Linked DNA regions of Mus musculus: all the other regions are linked to region 1. The links are chromatin loops, found by intact Hi-C in ENCODE. Cell type or tissue: left cerebral cortex. All regions are shown on one strand.

Region 1 (8,000 bases):
ACCAAGCACAAACGTGATACACATACATGCATCCAGGCAAACACCCACTTAAATACATAAGTCTTAAAATGTGTGTAAAATTGGGTTAAATTTAGGCTCCAATAACTCACAAATGGGTTTTTCACCTTCATAAATGTTCCCTGCACGGCAGAATGTGTTATATTCTTGACCTCTGTTTTTTGTTTGTTTGTTTGTTTGTTTGTTTTTTCTTTCTTTCTTTCTTTTCCCGAGACAGGGTTTCTCTGTATAGCCCTGGCTGTCTTGGAACTCACTCTGTAGACCAGGCTGGCCTCAAACTCAGAAATTCGCCTACCTCTGCCTCCCAAGTGCTAGAATTAAAGGCGTGCGCCGCCACTGCCCAGCTTGACCTCTGTTTAACCTTGGCTATTCCTACCCCTGTATTAAGGGGGACAACTAAACTGATCCTTTCAAGAAAGTACCAACCTAAAGAAAACCATTGGTCTAGACTATTTTAATTAGTGTTTACCTATGTATGGTTTGCTTGTATTTAAAAGAAAAATTTTGAGGTATACCTTTCCAAAGAAGTGATTTTCTAAAAGGCATCTTCAAAAATGTTTTGTGGATCCAAGAAAAACAACGTTAAAGACAAACTATACTTTTGTGTTAAATGTGCCTACAGAGTGCAAAGAGGCAAGGAGTGGTGGGGCACCCAGGAGGCAGATACAAGGCCAACCTGTTCTCCATAGTAGTTCCAAGAAAGCCAGAGCTATATAGAGAACCCCTGTCTTAAACAAAACAAACAAGCAAACAAACAAACAAAAAAACGAGGTTGCAAAGAATGGATGGAAGGGAGAAGGTGGCAGGTGGAACAAAATGCCACCACTAAGTAGATAACTTGTAAATTTCCTACCTGGAAGGCCGTGACCAAATTATTTCTTGTTGTCATGCAACACATAAAAAAGCTATTTTGTAGTTTTTAATTTCTTAAATTTTTGTTACAGCCACTGGATGTAGGTGCTGGAAATTGAACCCAGGTGCTCTCCAGCCAGGCCCCATTTCTTAGCTTTAGAGGGAGTACTCACTGAGACATATTTTTGCTGATAGAATTTTGGCACCTGCTCTTTCTTAATTGCTTTAAATTCACTTGTACCACTGGACAGAGAACCTTGCCAGCCCGGCCTACCTCAATTCCAAATCACTAGGTTGATCAATAAAAGAAATTCATTCTTCTGCCACCAGGGGTTGCTATTGCCATAGCTGCAACTGCAGGTTGGCTCCAGTTGCAGTTTAGAATGCTTTTCAAACAAAAGGCTCAAAATACAGTTATCTTTTATTAAATTTCAAATCACAGGTTTTATAGCTAACAAACCTGGGCAAACACTAAGAGAATATTCTAATGCAGCAACAAGGAAAAGACCCAGAAGATCAGCCCCAAGGGAAACCGACATCTAACAAGCAGTTCTCCTTCCTTCCACACAGGTTTCCCACTAATCACGGCCAAATAGCCAGCAAATGGTTCCAGGCAGGAAGTAATAGTTTTTATAAACATTAAAATGTAAACTGGGCCATGTGGTGGTGGCACACACCCAGCAATTTCTTTTTTTTTTTTTTTTTTTTTTTTTAGTGTTTTGCCTACATGTATACATGTGTACCGTATATCGACAGTGCCTATGGATGTCAGAAGAAGGTGTTGGATTCTTTGGAGCTGGGTTACAGATGGCTGTGATCCATCTATGTGGGTGCTGGGAACCAAACTTGGGTCCTTTGTAAGAGCAACAAGTGTTCTAAACTGTGTTCTAAAGTGTTCTCCTTTCCAGCCCCCAGTTTGATTGTTTTTAACCCTTGAGTGTGGGAGGAGCAGGGGTATAAAAGGCATGCGCCACTAACTGCCCAGCTTTGGATAGAATTTTCCAACAAAGAGAGATAAATAGAATATATAAATTTAAGTCTTACATGACATAGAAGGCTTCAGGAGGAAATGAACCAAAAAAAAAAAAAAAAAGTTTGAGCCAGAAATCATATGTTGATGAGAAAAATACTAGCCAGGCGTGGTGGCACACGCCTTTAATCCCAGCACTCGGGAGGCAGAGGCAGGCAGATTTCTGAGTTTGAGGCCAGCCTGGTCTACAAAGTGAGTTCCAGGACAGCCAAGGCCTATACAGAGAAACCTGTCTTGAAGAGAGAGAGAGAGAGAGAGAGAGAGAGAGAGAGATACTAAAGTGTCTTATGACAAAGGGGCTTGAGCTAACTACCCCACCCCCTTTGGTAAGACCATAGATGGTTTAAGGTCGTGTTTTGCCGCGAAAGCAGTTCAGCTTACCTTACAAGAAACAAAAGCAGGTGTTGAATCGTGAAAGCCCCCAGCCAGTTATTTTTAGCATGCCTCTTAATTTTTCTGTCCCCTGATTTCTTCTCTTCTGTGCCTAAGTCTGAATGGGTAACCACTTCAGGGAATGTCAGCAACAGAGGGGCCATGGAGGAAATGTCAACAAAGACAAGAAAGCAAACTATACAGACAGTCCACCCAAGCTGTTCAGCCATGGAACCATAGATAAATCCAACTATTACAGAAAAAAAAAAAAGAATTCCCTGCGACGTCAGTGCATGAGGTTCTGCCCTGGGTGGGCAGTGAATTCAGCTCCCCAGCACGACAGACAGCAGAGATTGGCTTGCACCTCTTTCATCCCTTTCCCCGGGGAGAAGCATGTCTTCCTGCAGGCACAGTGAAGGTCTCTTTCAGATCGCTGTTTTGTCTCCTGCTTTTAAGAGCAGGAGAAGTCAGAGTACTTGCGTTAGTTATTTCTCTGTTGCTGTGATAAAACTCCATGACCATGCCGGGTGGTGGTCTCACCAGCCTTTAGTCCAAACTTTTTGGGAGGCAGAGGCAGGAGGATCACTGGGAGTTTGAGGTCTACAGAGAGTTAGTTTCAGGACAGTCAAAGCTACACAGTGAAACCTTATAACAAAAACAAACAAACAAACAAAAAACACACCACAACCACAAGGAAGGCAATTTATAGAGGGAAGAGTTTTGAGGGGTTTTATGGTTCTAGGACTTCATGATCACTGGGAAGCACAGCAGGGAAGCTTCACAACAGGTAGGCATGGAGAAGGGAGAGCTCACATCTCATATTGTGAAGAGGAAGCAGAGCACAAACTGGCTGGTAGCTTTTGAAACAAACTCAGCCTCCAGTGATATACTTACTCCAGCAAGGCTACACCTCCTAAGCTTCTCCAATCAGAGCTACCCACTGGGGACCAAGTATTTGAATGTCTAAAACTAGGGGAGACATCTCAAATCACCACAGTACCAGTACCTGTTCTCTTCATATAAGTCAGCTGTCTCAACAACCATAGAATATTTGTGTGCTTCGAGGGAGGGGTAAACTGGTCTTTGAAAAAGACGTGTCCCCCAAGGGGAGGCTTGAAAAGTTCATCTTAGTCTTAATAGAGTGAATGAATGTAAATGCTTCTCATAATTACAGGACTAAGTCCATGAAACAATTGTTCGTTAACCTACCGCAGGCATCTGGCACCTTATGGCTCTCAATTATTAACTGTGAACTACCACTGAATGAGTATTACCTATATAAACTCTGGTGGTCAATGATCATGATTATAGAAACCTTGGAAGTTTACCTAAGGACAGAGTCCTGGCTCTGTACTGGCTTCCACTGCCTTACTGGTTGACCTTGGGCTTTAGCTTCATCATCCTTTAAGTCTAGACGATGACACCTATTTCATGGGATTATGAGGATTAGTGTGGGGGTGGGGTGGGGGGGGTAAAGAGTGTAAAGATTTCACACTTTGCTCAGCAGATAACTATTAATCAGTTATTAGAATGTTTATGTTCCCTAAGAGTCAGTGGTTATGTTTATGGAAGAGGTCTTAACTAGAAGGCAGACTGGATTTGATAGGCAGTCACCGCCCCACAACTATTACGATTCTGTGCCGTCTAACTAGTGTATTTAAATCCCTAGGCAGTCAAAATATATACAAAAGGGAGGAAACTATTCATGGCACATCTCTCCTCCAACACCTTTACAAAGTGAATAAACTAGGAATAGAATTTGGAATTTAGACATGGATGTCCGTAAAAGGCCGGTTGCACCACACCCACTCCGGAACAAAGCCAGAGCTGTCACAGCTTCCTCAACAGCACTAGCAGAAGCTAAAGGCTCGGGTCCATCTAGAACGGCCACAGCCACGCCTATAAAACCTCCCGCTCCATCTCAGGCACAGGGAGGGGTGGACAGTCCGTAGCCACATCTCCGCGCGCAAGCTGCGCAGCCGGCGTGCGGCAGACAGCCCCTGACGTCACACCCGCGCCGGCTCTCCAGCAGGCCCCTTGCTCGGCTTCCGCCTTCTCTCCCGGCGTCGCTTTCTGGAAGGTTCGTGGAGGAGGCGGTCAGGGAGACCGTTACTCCACAGCAAGCCGGAATCCGTGTCCATCCGTCCTCCTGAACCCGCGCAGACGCCACCAAGGTCGCCATGCCGGAGAACGTAGCTTCCCGAAGCGGGGCGCCCACCGCCGGGCCCGGCAGCCGCGGGAAAAGCGCCTACCAGGACCGCGACAAGCCAGCCCAGATCCGCTTCAGCAATATTTCCGCGGCCAAAGGTATCACCCGGTCGCCGGCCCGCCTCCGGCGGAACGGCCCAGCCTCGCTGTGACCTTGGCCCTGGGTGGGTTGTGTTCCTTCAAGGTGGTCTCGTTTGCAGCTTTCTGCTAAGCACTCGGAGCGTGGAGGCCTCGGACACGCCCCATTGTGGGACGCCGAGCTCCTTAGTTCGTCTCCTGCAGGCATGGGCGGTGTTGGTCACATTGGCGCAGACAGCCGTTTAAAATACTGAAAGCAATGATCCTTGAGATCTGACTCTTAAGAACTAAAGCTTGGCTGTTTATCAAACCTAGTGGTAGACGACACAGTATTTTGAGCTTTCAAATAAAATTCATTTTACTTTTTCAACATTTTCAAAAAAAGTTCATTTAACTTATGAACGTTCTTTGGCTCCGTAGTACTAATCGGATAGTCACTATAAATTCCCTTAAACTGGCAGGTGGGCGACATAGGGTTGTAAAAGCACGTGGTGAAAACCAGACAGGCCGAGTTTTATTCTCAGTATGTGCTATTTGACGCGTCTGACGTCTAAAGCAACAAAGCCTTAAGAGATACTGCCAGGGTTTATTTGGGTTGGAGACAAAGATGCATGATTTGGGAAGTGGACGGGGTGTTGTTTTATCTTCTGAAGGTCCTAGGATCCAAGAAACTCTTGACTTCGCAGTGCAGCTGTAAGTTGGGTGAGGTGACAGTTGATTTGCAGGGTTGCTGGGAGGATTAAATGTGAAAGTGTATGAAGTAAACCTGACAAGTACTGCAGTCACCAGTCCAGGTGACTGGAATGTGTTGGTGCTGTGAGGTGTGTGCGCAGGATGGGCCTTAAGGAGTTGGAGACGCCAAGCTGACCAGGTGCTCCATGTGAGAGTCTTTTGGAAGTTTGGAGTGAATACCTGACACCTGGAAGTTTATTGAGTTCATTAATTACGTTTGTGGTAGTGGAGTCATTGGGATGTTGAAAGATGAATTCTAGAGTCAGATGAGTGACCAAGAGAGTGTACACTCTATTAAGAAATGAGTTTACTTCAGGCAACCATCTTAGCTAGGGTTTCTATTATTGTGAAAACACAGGTTATGTGGATTTAGTTATTAATTTATGTATATGGGTGTTTTGTCTGTATGTATATTTGTACACCAGAAGGCATTGGATCCCATAGAACTGTGTTTATATGTGGTTGTGGGTGCTGGGAGTTGATCTCAGGGCCTCTGGAAGAGCAGCCATCTTTTATCCATCTGCTGAGCCATCCCTTCAGCCCCTCAACCTGCTTTCTTATGAACCCAGGACCACTAGCCCGGGGATGGACCCACCCACAAAGGATTGAGCCCTTCCCCCTCAATCTCTAGTCAAGAACATTCCCTATAGACTTGCCTACAACTCCGTTTTAACTGACTTTTTCTTAATTTGAGGAGTTACCGCCTCTGAGATCACTTTGGCTTGGGTCAAGTTCACATAAACTGTCCAGAACAGTTACTTTTCAAAGGAAGGGTGCACAAAAATTAAAAAGGACAGAAGGAGCCATGCACGTAGGCAGGATTGGTTACCCAAATTGCCTGTAAAGCTATCTAGTTACTAAAGGAGCAAAGGGCAAACTAGTTTTTCCAAGTCAAAACAGAATTCTAGAAAGTGAGAAAGGTTTCTTCCAGATACAATTTGAGTTGAGTTCATTTTGCAATTATCCATCCCTCTCAAATAAAGACAATATTACTTGCTAATGGTGAGGGAGATTTCACAGACAGAAAATACTGGTGGTTTTGTGTAAATCATTTTACAGTCATTAGCTTGTGTTCTAGAGATGGAGAGTCTAAAATACCATAATTTTTTAGTAGTGAATATCTTGAAACGGGTCCACAGAAATCATCTGAAACTTTGATGATAACATTAGACCAAAGTTAGGACATACGTAAAATATTGTTATACAAGGTATTTTCTGTTAAATTATTTATTCTTTGCCAAATATGGCCAAAAGCATATAGTAGTTAAGGGATACAGAAGAAATTTTAGCCTATGGGTCCCACATATGTTTTCTCAGCGGATTATGGTTTTGTTGGGGAGAGAAAAGGCTAATGGATGAATTGTGTACTACATTAGGGTGTTCAGCTGTTTCACTGATGCTTGTACTGTTATGGAATAGAGGAAATAAAACTAAGAACTTAAGACTACATTGTGCCATTTTGATTCTCACAGGAGTATTGAAAATTTGTTCTACATAGACATAGCACGTGAAGTATTCTAGTGTCTATTAGGGTTATTATTAGGCATGAAGTTGTAGGAGGCACAATAAGCTACTATATACCATATCCTAATAAGGACAAGTTTAAAACAAAACACTTTGCTTTTTTTTTAAGTCTTGATTTAATATGTGACTTTCTGTTTTTCTATTTTAACAGCGGTTGCTGATGCTATTAGAACAAGCCTTGGACCTAAAGGAATGGACAAAATGGTAAAATAAAAAAGTTAAATCGTTCATTACTTATTGAGAACTTCTGTTTACATTCTAAGGTCTAATGAAAGGTGGTGCTATTTGGGGGTTGGCAAATAGTTCTGTGCTAAAACTGGTAAATCTTGCCTAGGTGGAACAAGGCCCTGCTACCCCTCTTCCCCCTTGAGTCCCTCCAAAAATCTTAACATTCATCAAAAGGAGAGATTAGTTAGTATTTAACTATATTTTAATACCCTTTGGGTTGATTTTTTTTTTTTTTTTTTTTTGAGTCAGTAAAAAAATTAACTGAGACTGTCTCTTGATCCCCTGCTTCTGCTTGATGGGCTGGGATCACAGACTTGCGCTACCATGTTTGCTTGGCTGTTCATTTCTTTTGAAACATGAGCTTAATCTTTCTGCCTCAGCCTCTGGGATGCTAGGATTACAAGTGTGAGCCGCTGTGCCCAGTTCAACTTTTCAAACATTTTTTCTTAATTGACTGGCAGCATAAAACAGATATAATCTAATAATTTTTGGATTGATATGTCCTCAAATTAAGAGCTAGTTAGCAACCAAAAATGTGACAAACCAATATGGCTAGCCAAGGGATGTGGGGCATCTGAACTAAGGCCTCCATGCTTGAACTTTACTGAATGATTTCCCTCTAGACTCCTTTACATACCCTGGGCGGGGGCTAGAGAGAGGGGCACATACTGCTCTTACAGAGAGCCCAGGCTGTGCCGCCATTACTAGATGCAGAGGATCTGACACACACACACACACCATCTCTGAGCGCTGTCCTCAAATATATACACATACACACATGTAAGAGAGCAGCCCGGGCAGAGCCCGTTGATCTGAATGTTCTTACATTGTTTTACTAAGGAAAGGTATTTTGAGTTAAGCAATATACATATATAAACTAACTTGTATGTAATAGTAAATGGAATAGAACTAGTAGAATATTGCATTAAAGTTTTAAAAAACAAAACTTTCCAGATTC
Region 2 (8,000 bases), 74 kb after region 1:
ACTTCACATGACAAGAGTAAAAGATTGTCTGATTAAGCAAGCAGATTAGAACTAATCTCTAAATACATACAACTTAGTTCTAGAACTCTGTAACTAGATAGCTGCTACATAGCTGGAATACACCACAAATGTACAATGTCCACCACAAAATTCAACTAACATAGCACTAGAAATATTCAGCACTTAAAAAGCTGAAGTCCTGGATGAAGTTAGATAACTTTGTAGCCCCAAATAAGAAAATAGAAATTTTAGGGCTGGGCATGTAGTTAGAGGCAAAGCACCTATCCAGGGTGTGTAAGGCCTTGTAGTCACCTCTAATACCACCCTTCTTCCACACGAAGAAATAAAGTACAGAAAAATTCTATTAAGAGTAAACTGTCTTAGCTATTGTAAAGTATGTTCATTGACATTTGTGCTAATAGATGTTTATTGATGATCACAAGCAAATCAATATTTAGTGCCTAATACTTCCCTTTACTATTCTAATATAACCTGTGAGATATGAGAATAGGCTTGCACAAAGCCATACTCTGTGCCCACACAGTGATGCTCACAGTACCATTTACTATTACTTTGTTTTATTTGGTCACTATGCTGAAGAATGGCAGTAAATCATTTAGTCAAAGCAATTTAAGATACTCCTCTCTGAGACTATGTCTTTACGCATTGCACTGTAGACTACTGACTCATAATTGGTCTGTCTCTTTGTGTCTCCTACAAATTCCCATTATTATGGTTGCTTTTGTTTTTTTGTTTTCAAGACAGGGTTTCTCTTTGTAGTCTTGGCTGTTCTGGAATTCAATCTGTAGAACAGTTTGGCCTCAAACTCAAGGACTCTACCTGCCTCTGCCTCTTGGGTGCTGGGATTAAAGGCATGTGCCACTACTGCTTTGCTATTATTATAGTTGGTTTTAAAGTCAATTTGCCACAGGTTACAAGTTACACATCTGAGTAGGGAGCCTCACCTGAAGGATTATCCTAATTGATAAGGTAAGGGTATTTCAGAAGGATGTTTACTCTTACCTGTTTCCAGTTTAGCCTCTCTCTTGCCACAAGTTATTATGTCCTGTTGTTGTGAGTGCTGCTGACTCTTTGCTGACAGTAGAGCCAGTATTCCCAAGCTTTCATTGTGGAATAGAGAACAGTGCCTATCCAAGGACCATCCAAACTCCTGGCACCAGATTGGAATTACTGAGGCTGACTTTATGGACTAAGAAACCATCAGTCATTCCATCCCCTCCCCTCCCCCAATGAGAGACAGCTATTCTGGGACTACTCTGACTTTTGAAGCTTGTGTTGTAGCATGAATGAGGAACGAATCTGTGGTTTTAAGTCCCTTGGATTTGGCAGGCATTTCTTACTACAGAATCAGCATCCTCTACTGATGGATGCCTTACTATAATCCTGCCCTCAGTAACTCAGGTCAAGAACAGTAGGGTGTGTGTGGGGGGGGCGGGGGGCAGAGGGGGGCGGGAGGGAATAGCAGAGAGAGGCCAGTATGCAGCTCATTCCTCTTTTCTCAGTATTTGGGAGACTGAAGTGGAAGGACCCTGACTTCAAGACCAGCCTGGGCATTATAGCATAACCTGGACTTAAAATTAAAGAAAAAAAAAAGATACTAGACACAGTTTAATCAGCACAGAAACTCAAAGATTTTCCTGTTGTCTTAAAACACCTAGATACATTCTAAAAGATGTTCTGGGGTAGAGAAATGTATCAACAGTTAAAAATACTTGTACAAATGAGAAAAGTACTCTGAAGGGGCACTTGTTTCTTCCCCCAACACTAAATAACTTAAAATTTGGACATAACAAGTCGCTAGTTATAAAATCAGAAACTTGAGCATGAAATAAATGCTTAGACCTAGTTAGCATTATAAATGCTTACATCTAGATTTCTTTTGTTGGTTTGTTAGATTTCTTTGACAGGGTCTTGCTATGTAGCCTTGGCTGCCTGGAGCTTGCATATAAAGCTGGCTATCTTTAACTTTGGGGAGACCCTCCTCTCCCTGTCTCCTGAGCCCGTACACTTGGTGAAACAATGGGACTCTTTCTGATTGTGGAAAGTTAAACAGGAAAATGTAATTGCTAGTGAGAGAACTAAGGGAAAAGGCCCCACAGAGAAGTCAAGATCAGGAAGGTCTTGTGGTAAAGGTGGGGTAACACCACTGTTTCCCAATTTTGTGGCTGAGGATTTAAAATAATCTGGTTTTAGAGATGAATCCTCTGACTTTTTTTCTCCATGAGACATGGCAGTGATTTGATTCCTGTCCTAGGATTTATGTCAGAACATTACCTCTCTTTCTGACTCATGTTTGGGAAAACCGGGACAAGTCTCCAATGCTAATACATGTGGTAATCTCCACCTGTCTTGGGAGGTAGGGTCTGTTCAAAATTGCCTCACTGATGACTGAATACCAAACCAGAAAGTTATTTTTTTCCTACTAGATACATCTATAAAGAACATGTATTAGGCATTGTAAGATTAACAATAATAAAATACAGCAAGTTCAACTCTATATCGCCCTACAAAAGGTATGTGAATATGATTTCTCCTCTGCAAGTGCTAACCAGGCCCAACCTGCCTTAGATTCTGAGACCAGACAAGATCAGTGCATTCGGAGTAGTATAGCCATAATCTGGTCTCTAAACAATAATGTACTGCATTGTACTCAGCTTTCTGGTGACGTGAGGTGACACAAGGTCAATGTGAAGAGATCAAATGAGGTGAATGACTAAGCATTTGTCAGGAACTGTGGCAACCGATTTGTAGTTCAAGGTGACAGCAAAACTAGCACAGATCCATTTCCTTCTTCACAATTTGTTTTCCGACCTAGACTGGAACTTGCTATATAAGGAAGGGTGGCCTTGAACTCTCCGTGCTCCTGCCTCCACTTGACAAGCACTGTGATGTCGCATGAGCCACCATGACTAGTTTTCTTTAAAATTTCTGTTAAGAATTTGTAGATCTTAGTTACTTTAGCACTCGGCATTTTTTCCTCTCCTTATGGGGTCAGTTCAAGGAAGCACTTCATGACTTCTCTTTGGCATATTCAAATTGTCAGAATCACTACTCACAAATGCTCCGGCCACTGCTAAACATGAGCACTGTGACACCCTGACAGTTCATCTGATAACCAAGACTGGGGCAAACCTAAGAAGCCCTCATTTCACTTGCTCTCAGTGGGCTTTAAGTCAGATGTGAGGCACACAGCACACTCATGTCATTCCAGCACTCAGGAGGCAGAGCCAAGGGGACTGCAAGTTTCAGGATACATAGTGAATCCTTGTCTCAAAAAAAAAAAAAAATCACTAATTTTAAGATGGCAAACATTGTAGCTTCAGTAATTGGAAGCTGGGAGGTAGGCAAATGGCCTAGTTGAGTAACACAGCTAACTGACTAAGGGAGAGCAGCATCTGTATCGTGGAATTGCTGCATTAAGGGATGAGTCACAGCCTGTGAAGGATGGGGCAGAAGGCAGGAGACTGTCACTGATGTGTTTATGAAAAGATAAAGAAAGAGGAGATATGTTCTACGGGGTGTAAGTGAAGTGTGGGGGAAGGGGATGTCTCAGCAGGCCCATGCCAAGGCATCCCTTCCCCCTGAGAAACCAGCCAAACAACGGTATAGTATAGAATAGAGTTTATTCAGGGCATGGGGAGGGGAGTTAAGAGGGTAGTAGAGGCAGAGAAAGGCAGAGAAAGAGAGTAGAGAAGTAGAGGCCAGGCATGAACACATGGAGAGACCAGGAAGGTAAAGGGGAAGGGAAGAGCCCAAGAGGGCAAGAGAGCAAAGAGGGGGCAAGCAGCCCCTTTTATAGTGGGTCAGGCCTACCTGGCTGTTGCCAGGTTACCGTGGGGAGGAGCATACCCAGCTGTTGCTAGGTAACTGTGGGTTGGAGCTTAGACTGAATGCTAATAGTCAGCCGGGTGTGGTGGCCACACACCTTTAATCCCAGCACTTGGGAGGCAGAGGAGGGTGGATTTCTGAGTTCGAGGCCAGCATGGTCTACAAAGTGAATTCCAGGACAGCCAGGGCTACACAGAGAAACCCTGACTCAAAAAAAAAAAAAAAAAAAAAAAAAAAAGGAATACTAATAGTCATGCTATGCAGAATGATGCATAATTTACAACTTATGAATCACTTATTTCTGGAACTTTCAAATTAACACTTCAGAGTGCTGGTGAGTGTGGGAAATGAAGCCACAGACAGTGAAGTGTAGATGAGAGCGACTATTGCAGCCTAGAGAACATCTCCTCCTTCCAGAAAAGGGCAGAGTCACTCTGGAAGCAATTTAGAGATCTTTAGGCTGCTGCTGCTTCTATGAGGGACAAGGAGGCTTTCCTCTGGTTTCTAGAAGGCAGGGCCTACAGAGAGAGGTGAGGCCTATGTAGAGGCCTGCATAAACTGATTATGTAGGCAGTTTACTACTTTGAAGACAGTAAGAATGGATGAATTCGGGAGCCAGGCCATTTTGTTAGAATAGTAAAAATGTCACCTTGAGGTATGAAATCAGAGGCCCTTTTATAGAGAGGCTCTTCTCTAGCTGAGGTTACTGAGTGCTGCTAAGAACAGTCAATAGGAGAAAGTCAGTACTCACCAGTCAGTATAGACTTTCCTTTGATCAGGTTTTGTTTAAAAACCCAGGCCCTCTCATTTAACTTCCCCACCAAATACATACCTTCTTTCTCACAGAACTGGGGTGACTTGAACCAGTTCTAGCCAGACTGTACAGACTTCTAATCAGCTCCCTGATCTTCTCTCAGTCCCCTCCCACTGAGGTGGTAGCTCCACTCTGTGAGCCTTTCTGCAGTTGCTTTACCCCCACTTCCCTCTGAAGTCCTGGGAAATCAACATGTGGCCTTGCACATGGAGATTTTATTTTGATATAGGATCTAAGTTGCCCAACTGGTCTTGAGTTTGTCATCCCTTTGCCTCAACCCCCAGGACAGTTTGGGAACACAGGCCAATACCACCATACCTCAATGCTTTACTCTGACAGCCCTCTTCCGCTCCACTTAGATCCTGTCTTTTTTTTTTTTCCAGTAAGACTGCATTAACACTGTTGTCTTCGGGCTTGATAGCTTTTGTATTTCCTCAATTTAAACAGTGTTCACAGAAAACAAACCTATTTAAGTGTTCTTGCGTTGAACCAAAATCCCCTTTGAGGTGTGTTTGTTTTTTAAATTGAGAATTTGAGCTGGTGAGATGGCTCAGCAAGTGTTTGCCACCAAGCTTCACAAAATGGCCAGAGTCCAATCTCCAGAATACACATGGTGGAAGGACAGAACCAACTTCTGAAAGCTGTCCTCTGATGTACACACAAATATATGTGCATAAACACGAATGTTACACAACTATTTTAAAAATCAATGATATAACTATAGACTATTTAATGTGAAAAAAATGTTCATAATATATTTTCCCCCAAAATCTTTGGTTTTCCTGATTGAAATGAAAAAATATATTTTAGGGCTTTGTTTTGTTTTTTGCAAAAAGTAACAAACATATGGTCATTTGATGGTAATCCAACTCATAAGCAAGTAATCCCCTCAGAATCCTGACCTCCAAACAGGCTGGCTTCTGCTTCTCTATCAAATGTACTGTTTACTGACTCCATAATCATTACCATGAGGGAGAACACATGTTAGCACTACGATATTAACAGGCATTAACTCTGGGCAGAGGAATTCATGGCTTCTCTTTTTCCAGTGTGTTCTCATGTTTCTGTGTGTATGCAGGGGTGGGTGACAGAGGACAAATTTCAGGAGATGCTGCTCTCATTCCACCATGTGGAACCTGGAGCCTGAACTGAGGTAGTCAGGCTCACTGCCATGCCCTCTTCCCACCAGCAACCTCACACACCACTTTCTAACATTTCTAACTAAACACACTAGTTTAATTTTCGAACAATTTTAGGAAAAAACTCATAATCGAAAAAAATAACTGTGTGTGTGAGAGCACATGCCTGTAACTGCCCTGGAACTAGTCTCACAGCGGTTGTGAGCTGCCCTTCATGGATGCTGGGCATCAAAGTGGCTCTCTGTAAGAGCAAGAAATACTCCTAACCACTGAATCATCTTCCCACCCACAAAAAAATCCTCATAATTAGAAATTTAAGGTCTCATACTTAAAATACACATTAGTTAGTCCAACTTGATTTTGCGAATTTTCATTTAAAAAACCCTCAAGATGTAGTTAAAGGTCCTGATGTTTACAAGTAAAACCTCTTAAAATTCTGTTCTTGCTAATGGGTAAATATCATTTAAGTATAATGTTTCTATCAGTTACATAATTTATGTTAAGCCAGGCAAGGATATATGCCATAATTAATAAACGGGCATCCTTCTGATTTTTTTCCTTTGCCCATTATTTAACTGGTTGGTTTGAAAATGTCTGACTTGGTAGTCCTATGTGGCTTCCAGGCCTTCCAAAGTTTTTCGCCCCCCAAACTTCATGATTCTTGTCTGCTCTGTGAAATTATATATAGTTTTATGTCAAACTTACCACTCAATCCCTATGGAGTTTTTTAGTCAAGACAATGCATTTACATTGCTTTACTTCAATTTTTTTCTGCTAGGGACTAAACACTGAGCCTGTAAACATGACTATAGACAACTGTCACTTAGCTGACTCTCCTGAGCTGCAGACTACACCTTACATTCTACATTCACAGTCCATGTTCCCAAACTTCAGCCAGGCGTGGCGGCACAAGGCGGGAATTCTGCTCTGAGAAGCCGAGAAAACTAAGCTCCAGGCCAACCTGGGTTACAGAGTAAACCCAGTTTCTAAAACAAATCTCCTATCAGCTCTTCTACTCAAATGTCCTGCTAATGCCTCAAAACCAAAATCCATTCGTTTCAACACACATCATTCCAAATTGGTTATCAACCTTCATCCCAAACAGGTTTGTTCTATTTGGTTTTCCAATAGAGTGATTGGCCGAGGTGTCTCCATACTCAGCGTCTGGGTCTGGAGGATGGCCGTTTTGTCCCGATGCTCCTCACTCTTCCTCAAGGGCTAGCCTGAGCCTTCTTTCTGCAGAACCTGGCCTCGTCTCCCTCCACCTCCCATCCTAGGGCTCTGAGGAAAGCCTCGCTTGCCCCTGGGTCCTACCAACCAGGAGCACGAACGCGCCTTGCGAACTCGCGTCAGCACTGCCCTAGACCTTCAGTCAGGGTACAGATCACCTCGCCCACTAGCGCTGAGCGCACCGGGCTGGACCGCCTCTGCACACGCGCACAGCGGCAGGGCCGCTCTAGGCACGCAGCGCGGTCCTGTCTCGTTGGTACCGGCGCTGACGGCGCCCGCCCTGTACGCTGGAGCGGGAGGCTGTCCTGCGTGCTGTTCCCACGCTCTTCTCCACACCTCCGCAATAAAGGCGCGGGCGGCGCGCACTCCAGCGGGAAGAGGGATCGCACTTCCTCAGAAGGCTAGAGGTCCCTCCCTCAGCCGTCACGGCTCCCCCCCATCCCCCGTGGCCCTTAATCCCCTGGTGCGGGGGCTTGTTTCTAAGGCGCTGAGCCCTTCACCTTTCCGGAGCCCGGCATGGTGCTGGCAACGCCTCTCTCATCGCCTCGTTTTAAAAATAATGCGTTAAAAAAATTCAGTTTGCTATGCGAACAGCATTCCAACAGTACACAATTATATCCGAAATAGTTAAGCAATAAAAGAAAAAAAAAATGACGGGCGTTGTTGAGGCAGGAGGATTACTGCGAATTCTACTCCACCTTGGGCTACATACCGAGATTGTGTCAAAAACCACGGAGTGGGGGAAATTAAGTGAAGTAATCGTCTACGTTGGGAACCAAAGGTATAGTCAAGGTCAGCTTGAGACATGCCTGGGCTACCTAAGGTGGCTCTGCCCACCAGAGTGGGACACAAAACCCACAAGGATGAGGGTATTGTCATACTGCTATGTAAATGTAGAGTTTTCAAATATGCACAAAGGGGTTTTTGGTACCTGTTTTTCCAGGTCTTAGATACATTTTAAGTGGTCG
Region 3 (8,000 bases), 580 kb after region 1:
AACTGCAATCCTCCTGCCTGAATGCTGATTACATGTATGTGCTATATGTCCAGCTTTCAAGTCTAGAAGACTTTACAGAGCACTGGCTGAGCTTGCCTCCATGTTCTCCTGCATGATACAACCAGGAGGTCCTTGCTAGACCTCATGAAGTCATCTTGGATCTTGGCTGCTAGTACTAAGAGAACTGTCCTTCTGATCTTTAGAAAAAGCTCATGGTATTGCCACGAGCATACAAATGGATTAGGAATGGGAAGAAGAGCCCATGGCACACGCCTTTGATCCCAGCAATTGGGAGGCAGAGGCAGGTGGATCTTGGTGAGTTCTGAGGTCGTCTGGTCTACAAAGCAAATTTCAGGACAGCCAGGGCTACAGAGAGAAATCCTGTCTAGAAAAACAAAAGAAAACATAAGAATGGGAAGAGGAAACACAAATGATCAGTGCACATGTAACAGTAACTAAGCTCCCTAACAAAACAAAAATGTTGACACAACTTCACTATCTCTGGACTAATGGATATTGTAGTTTGTCAGCTCTTGCAGACATTAAGATCCTAAGGGTAGGATGGGAACACTATGAACTCAAGGCTGATAGTGACTTGTTTGGGTCCACTAAATGTGAATGCATATCATTTCTATGCAGAGAAATTCCTGGCCACACGTGAGCCTGTTAAGTCTCTTCCCTGCCTTATAAAATCAAGTGTCAGATGGAACCTCCATCAGCCAAGTCCCTTTATGAACAAAGAACAACTTCTGAACCAAGCCACAGGGATTTGGGGCTATCACTACAACAGCACTGTCCTGACTGAAGTAGCTGTCAGTGGCCAAGCAGAACACAGAGTTCCCATGCTGGAACAATTCTGGAGGTAAACTTAACAGATTGAAAATGGACATGTCCATCAACCGATATACACACAAAAGCAATGTTCAGGGGATACTGATGGAACATCAGAGGAGAAATACTGGAATGGTAAGGGGGAAAAATTGAAGATAGGTGTGGTGACACATGTCTGTAATCCCAGCATTTCAGAGCCTGAGGCAGGAGGATTATTAGTTCAACCTGGGTTATGTGGCAAGCTTGAGGCCAGCCTAAGCCACATAGAAAGACACTGCATAGGAAGAATAAAACCAAAAAACAAGCTTGAAATATAATGTCAACATTTACTGACGGGGATCAGATAAATGTATTTTAGGAGATTTATAAACTAGAATACTGTTGAATAGCTATAAATCAGTTTCAAATATACCTGATCAAAATATATTACTCTAAAAGATATTATTTAGGATCTAAAACCTATGTAAGGATATGTACATCAGGAGGTCATTACATGAAGTTTATACGCTTCACTATGTGTGGGTGTAAAATATGGGCATAATGACATCCACCGGCATGGTGACTATATAATTCAATGGAATGTTCACTTCTGCGAAAGGAAGGTGAAGTACAGTGTTATCTGTGAGACAATGGGGCTGTGTGGAGTGTTTTATTCCTAATGACATGTCTAACACTGTGCTGTTGGGCACTATAGTGGGCACCTGTATGCTATCCTGCCCTGTCTAGCTATCCTGCCCCATCCCTGTTGATAGACTGCTATACGTCTACCCCATATTTGCCCACCTTGGCAGGAAGAATGAGGAGGTAAGTTGGGTAGTCTCATGGCTCAGTGTGCAGTTTAGCAAACTAGGTTATCTGAAACTTACTCTTATACATTATAGACTGCGGCTTTCCTAAGTCAATAAAAATATTTGCTGAAAGGAGACATATTTAATTTTTTGGTTGCCTTGATCTGTCTGCTTATTTTGACTCGTTTGGAGCACTTAAACATGTCTATCCTTTAGGGTATCAGGACAATTAGAGTCCAAGTACTTCTAGAGCCTTGGAAAATAAAACATATGCAAATCCACAGGTCTCATAATGGGCAATTCCGGCTTTTGGAGGCATAAAATGTAAAATTAATCTTGTAAGTAGCCTCCCATGTTTGGCTTCTTTTCCTCCTAGACTTTTCTGTGTTAGCACTTTTTGTCTCAGTGCCTCTTTCTTCTCACAGTACTCTGCCTCTCACAGAGAGTGCACCCATGTGCACTTATGCAAAGCTGACCCTGAAGACTGAGATATGTGCACAACCTAACCCACAATCTCTCATGGTGAAGCTCTGTGGTCAGAGTCTATGCTTTCCTGACTCCTTTATGTGCCTGACCACATTAGTAGGGAAGGGTTAGTGCTGGCCATTTAAAGATCACCATGTCTACTTTCTAATTCACTTACACAAGAGTCACGTGGGGGACCTTTAATACACCATTGCCTCCCCCGCCCCCAGCTCCAGAGCCACTCCAGAGGAGTATAACACTTACTTATCAGACAAAATAGAGCATTAAAACAAACAAACAAACAAACAAACAAAGTCTAATATTGACAAGGTAGTCAGCTTCTTTCCCTAAGTGTACAATTCCACACATTATCAATGCCTGTGGCTAAAGCGATACACACAAAGATTTCTTTCACACATTTATTCCTGATGTAAAAAAATTCTTAGTGAAGAGTTAATTTTGTTAATTTTTTAACTGAGAGAATATATTCATCTTAGGTAAGAACAGCATTTCAAATAACTTCAAAATAACTAACATTCAAACTGCCATGTTTCAGATGGTTCTTACATGTACGGAACAATTCCAACACAGCCGCAGACTGCTAACCCATGTGAATGTCTCGGGTACACAACAATTCAGAGAACAGAGAGGAAGGCAGATTAAGGGGGAGGTAAAAGTCAGGATGGCCTTGAACAAAAGCACCATAGTCCAGGTGGGCAAACAGCATGATCCAACACCAAATCTTCCAGGCAGAGTGCCTTTTCTGAGTGCTTACTATGTGTTTGGCAGTATACTCAAGTGTGCTACATGTAGTTATTGATGGTTAGTAAGTGTCCCCAAGGAAGCTGGCAGAATCATTTTGTGTGTGTCATTGCCCTTAGACAAGCTTCCATCTATGGGCCTGTTTATCCACAAAAAAGGTTAGAATACTGCCTTGTGCATGGAGGTGAAGCATGTGTGCATGCACACGCACGTGCATGCGCACACACCCATATTCCTTTTCTCTGTTATTTTCCAAGACAACTTGCTGAATGCATGTGTTGACAGGGTCTACTCTGAGTACTATCCCGCCCCACACTGCTCTGGTAAGTGGCTCTGAGCGGGGTTCCTGTGGGTGATGAGTCATCTTTCTCAGGGCTTTGTGTCTGAGCACTGTCATCACAAGTAGGCATTTGTAAATGCACTGAAGTACTGGTGTTTGTGGAACTTCTTAGATGCGCTGAGTTTTCAGCTGCTTTGCCCCTTTCATGTTTCTTCTCCCACATTCATGACGTGCACCCACTTGAGATCAATGAGAACATCTCTGAGACTCTGCTCATTCTTCATATTCTCTATGTACTACTATTTTAACTATGAATGTATTATAATGTGTTTGTTGCACACGTGTGCAAATGAGGTTCTATCCATACTGTTTTTCAAGACAAAGTCTCTCACTGGAAGGTTAGATTGACTGGTTATTGTACCACAGGAATCTGCCTTTCTCTGCCTCCCCAGTTGCTGAGATTACAAGCACAAGACATCATACATGGTTTTTTAACACGGATTCTGGGGATTAGACTCTGGTCGTTTTTCTTGTGCACCAAACATCTACTGAGCCATCTCCCAAATCCTATAATGTTATTTTCATACAGAAAAAGCAGAGGAAAAGGTAGATGAAATATAAGGATGGAAAATGATTGCATGAGACTCAACACTGGTGGGTCAGCAAAGATGGTGGAGTGGGTTAAGTGCAATAGGACCCTTGGCACACACAGAAAGGTCTGAGTATGGCTCTGTGAGAATGGCTGTGTGACTGTGGCTGTGTGAGTGTGGCTATGTGACTGTGTGAGTATGGCTGTTTGAGTATGGCTGTATGTGTGAGTGTGTCTGTGTAGGTATGTCTGTCTGTGTGAGTATAGCTGTGTGAGTATGGCTGTGTGAACATGGCTGTGTGAACATGGCTATAAGAGTATGAATATGTCTGTGTGAGTGTGTCTGTGTGGGTGTGTCTGTCGGTGTGAGTGTGGCTGTGTGAGTATGACTGTGTGTGCGCCTATAACCCTAATGCTGGTGCTTTCTAGCCATCAACCTGGCAGAAAAACGGGAAGCTCCAGGTGGATGAGAGACTCCATCTTGAAGGAACAAGATGGAGAATGGCTGAAGAGGGAAACTACAGAAATAATCACTGGTGAGATAGAAGACACCTGCAATCTCACTGTAGCCAACAGAATGCTACAGTGCCTGCCACTGTCCAAGCACTGCAGTGTCATGTGCCAGTGAGAGGTCACGGAGACATGATGGTGCTTATTTAAAATGCCACTCACTTGCAGTTGAAGCTGAGTAGGTTTCAACCGAGTGCCCTTGGTGTCAGCTCACAATGAACTGGACTGGTGTATCTCCCTGTAAGTGAGAGTCAGATCGGTTTTGAGAACTCACCGTGAGGTGAGGAGAATGTAGCAGATACAAATGACCTTGCTCCTGCCATGCTGGGACTATACAGGCCTCAGAGAGACAGCCTGCAGTTGAACTCCAGGGAAACAGAGCTTGGTGTCATCCTCTAATCATTTGATGGCTTGGGACACCTAAGGTGGTCAAGAAAACTGGGTCTGTTTGTAATGAGACATGCAAACCAACAAGTAAGCACTGTATCAGAGCCATGTCAGATACCTACACAAACAGCCTATGATGAGTCAGGACTGATTTTATATTGGGCAGTAGAAAGGATCCTATGATGAGAAAGTAACTTCTAACCCAAAATGTGGTTTATATGAAAGAGCCTTGTGGATAGTGGGACAGCTGGACAGTGGGACAGTGGAAACACATTCCTCTAGGCTGTGAGACTGGGTTTATCCTGGGGTAGCAGGTGGATTAGAGTAAAGCAGTGTGGTAGTTTGTGAACACTGAAGTATGAATACAAGCCACTCATATGTTAAGTCACCAGAGCTGCTCTGTAACAGATGATACAAAGTAGGAATGACAGCCAGGGGAGTCAGAGCATTTGTAGCACTTCTGTAAAAGCTATGACGGGTAGGCATAGTGAGATGGAGAGAAACAGACTCAGGTGATCCTTCCAGGGCCCAAACACATACACACTGTCACAGGAAACACAAACTGTCACAGGAAACACATACACACTGTCACAGGAAACACAAACTGTCACAGGAAACACATACACACTGTCACAGGAAACACAAACTGTCACAGGAAACACATACACACTGTCACAGGAAACACAAACTGTCACAGGAAACACATACACACTGTCACAGGAAAACATTCAGTAACACTGTAAAAGCACAAAGAAAGAGACTACTGAGGACTGCAGGGGCAGGTACAGGGACCAGTGCAATGGAGCACTGTAATGGAGCAACTGGGCTCAACTCTGAATACACTCTGACAAACAGAATTTAGCCAAGAGCAGTATAGAATTACTGAATGGAAACTAAGAGTAAATATTTAGGGGAAGAGGATTCTGGCTAAAGTGATGGAATCAGATTTTTGTTGTGGACAAGCCAGGTGGTCAGACATCACCTGCAGAACAAGAACAAGGACCCTGATCCTCCAGAAGATGATAACCAGACAGTGGGCACTGTGGGAGGTAGGCAGGCAGAAGGTCTAGGGGATGGTTCTGACAAAACAGCTAAGTAATGATCTCTCTCTCTCTCTCTCTCTCTCTCTCTCTCTCTCTCTCTCTCCCTCCCTCCCTCCCTCCCTCCTTCTCTCTCTCTCTGTAATTCAAATTATAGGAAGAGGTACAATAGACTTTCACCTTACAAAATTTGAAGCTACCTTCCAAACAAATAATAACATATGCAACAATACATGATATTTATGGATAAATTACTATAAGCCAGAAAGTACTGTATTAATTATCTACACCTACTAATTTATTCACTCCCAATAATTCTATAACATTATTCCAGAATTCATTTCCCATACAGACCAGCTGTGAGGTAGATTGCGAATGCTAGCCCATTAGAATTGGACTGGCTAGGTAACCCAGTGCCTCTGGCCTGGGAGTTACTCAAGGATACCAAGAGGTTGGCTGAAGAATCACTGCCAAGTTTGGAGACAAAAGCCTTTTAAATGTTTATTTAAGTTTGCCATCAGCAAAAAATATGACAGTTCCAGCCTCAGGTAGCAGAGCAATGAAACACCTCAGAGCTCCTGCCTGAGCGCTGCAGAGAAAGGTAGAAAGGTAGCACATATGTGCTGGGCACCTGTGCAGCTTCCCTGTGGCATTTCCACTCATACGGTGCTAGCGGGGATCAAAGCCAGGCTACTGTGCACCCGAGGCAAGTGTACTATTATTGAGCTATACGCCTGGTGTGCTGCAGGACTACTATTGAGCTATACTATACGCCTGTTCGCTGTAGTATTTCAACCCTTAAATGATTTGCTAAATGTTCTGAGGCGGGGTCTTGAATGGAGGATTTTCCTACTTCAGTTTCCAGAGTGATGGGGTGTGCTGCCACACTCAAATAATCTTAAAACCTAAGGTTTTCACCAATTTTCACAGCTAATTTTCCAGGGAATTATGTAGAATACAGAGCACTCCAGTCTCCTCAGACAGCAGAACAAGTCAGATCAAGGGACTTTCTCCACAATTTTTGTCATTGCCATTTATTTCAATAAGTTTGAGCTCAGAATTAATGTAAGGAAAACCTTAACGTACTTGGCAGAAGAAATGCCTGTCCATGTATCACAGACAGATATAAAATACAAAGCACATTCTGTAGAGAATCAGATTTTACTCGAGTCTGTTAACATCAATCAGTAAAGCAGCCCCCTCTGGGGAGAAGCAATGAGCACTTCTACCATCTGTGAAAATCAAAAGAGCATATTCCCTTCTAATTACAATGATCATAGATTGCTTACACATATAAATCCAAATCCTTCTATCAGAGAATCCAGGAGCCAACTATAAGGCTGGTACTCGTGGGATTTACATATCACATACAAAGAAATACTTTCTTGAAAATAAATATGATATAAGCTATTTCCAAAGTATCAGATAACTGAAAGGCATTTGTACACCAGAATAAAATTTCCAAATAGATATTAAAAGCATAATTACCAAATAATTAAGAGCTTCATATAGCAACTAAAAGATACTAAAAATTATAATTTCTTTTTGTGTAAACTAGGTGTAAGACATGAATTTTTCTTTTACAATTGCTGTTCCCTTACATCATCAAGATTTATTATCTGAATAATTTGAAGACATCAATCACAAAGCAGAGAAAAACTAAACATAGAAACAGTGTGCATCTCACGGTTCTCAGAGACCTATAAACAATTTCCAAACACATAACTTAGTACATGCTTACAGTCTGGAACAAAATTTCCCTGAGTATGCTATCTACCTTGTTAGAAAAAAATTAAAACATGATCTATAAAACAGTTTTATGTGAATATCTGAAGTTCCCAGCCGTCTCCTCTACCTGGGAACTTTAAGACCTCTCTTCGTACCTAGCAATCATGCTGTGAGGGAGCTCAAGCAGACTTAGAGAATGGATGGGTCTGACCGTGCCACAGAACTGAAATGACTCACCACTCAGAGTGCCACTAGCTTCATCCAGAAGCGAGGCAAGGATTGGATTTTAGGCTCAAATGATTTACAGATAAGCATGAAAAACTGAAAGAAACAGAAGTTCAATAACATTGTACCTCCCACGTAATACTACTGAAAAAGATCAACCCTTCTTGACCAGCATGGTATTGAAATAACCTCACCTTGAAATTCTATTAATACAGCTTCGAGATCTGTCACTCCTTAATATCCATGCAAACTAAATTTAACATCACTGGACAGTTCATCATACACAATTCATTTCTCAATGCTATGCCTAAGATTCAACAGCCCCAAAACATACAACGATCAGTGCCCATGCATAGTAACACTACCAGTCATTCTGTTAATTTCTTAGGGTCATA

Evidence for each region. Peaks named below come from ENCODE experiments on the same cell type or tissue, not always from the same donor. Only the 100,000 strongest peaks of a DNase experiment are listed, where the experiment ranks them.
Region 2: it touches region 1 in a loop (2.8-fold over the local background); 11 of 42 quality-filtered maps call a loop at or near these places.
Region 3: a loop joins it to region 1, with 5 times the contacts of the local background. A loop is called at or near these places in 11 of 42 quality-filtered maps.

What each region holds. Positions count from the first base shown.
Region 1 is chr11:22,986,302-22,994,301 of GRCm38, forward strand. It overlaps Cct4 (chaperonin containing Tcp1, subunit 4 (delta)), which reads left to right and starts at 4,292. Exons shown (of 14, transcript NM_009837.1): 1 at 4,292-4,579; 2 at 6,966-7,018; 3 at 7,997-8,000. The coding sequence starts at 4,453. In left cerebral cortex, a CTCF peak has its summit at 1,197 (motif pointing right); DNase peaks (open chromatin) are centred at 1,195 and 4,272; H3K4me3 peaks cover 2,073 bases; H3K27ac peaks cover 1,225 bases.
Region 2 is chr11:23,060,594-23,068,593 of GRCm38, forward strand. It overlaps Gm12059 (a long non-coding RNA gene), which reads left to right and starts at 4,471. Exons shown (of 2, transcript XR_872307.2): 1 at 4,471-7,824. In left cerebral cortex, no CTCF peak of the experiment used is centred here; DNase peaks (open chromatin) are centred at 3,431, 4,258, 7,280 and 7,773; H3K4me3 peaks cover 1,603 bases; H3K27ac peaks cover 1,257 bases.
Region 3 is chr11:23,567,111-23,575,110 of GRCm38, forward strand. 0610010F05Rik (RIKEN cDNA 0610010F05 gene) reads right to left here. Exons shown (of 22, transcript NM_027860.3): 22 at 6,141-8,000. Among named protein-coding and RNA genes, the nearest start is that of 1700093K21Rik, 52 kb to the left of the region's middle. In left cerebral cortex, no CTCF peak of the experiment used is centred here; DNase peaks (open chromatin) are centred at 3,227 and 7,610.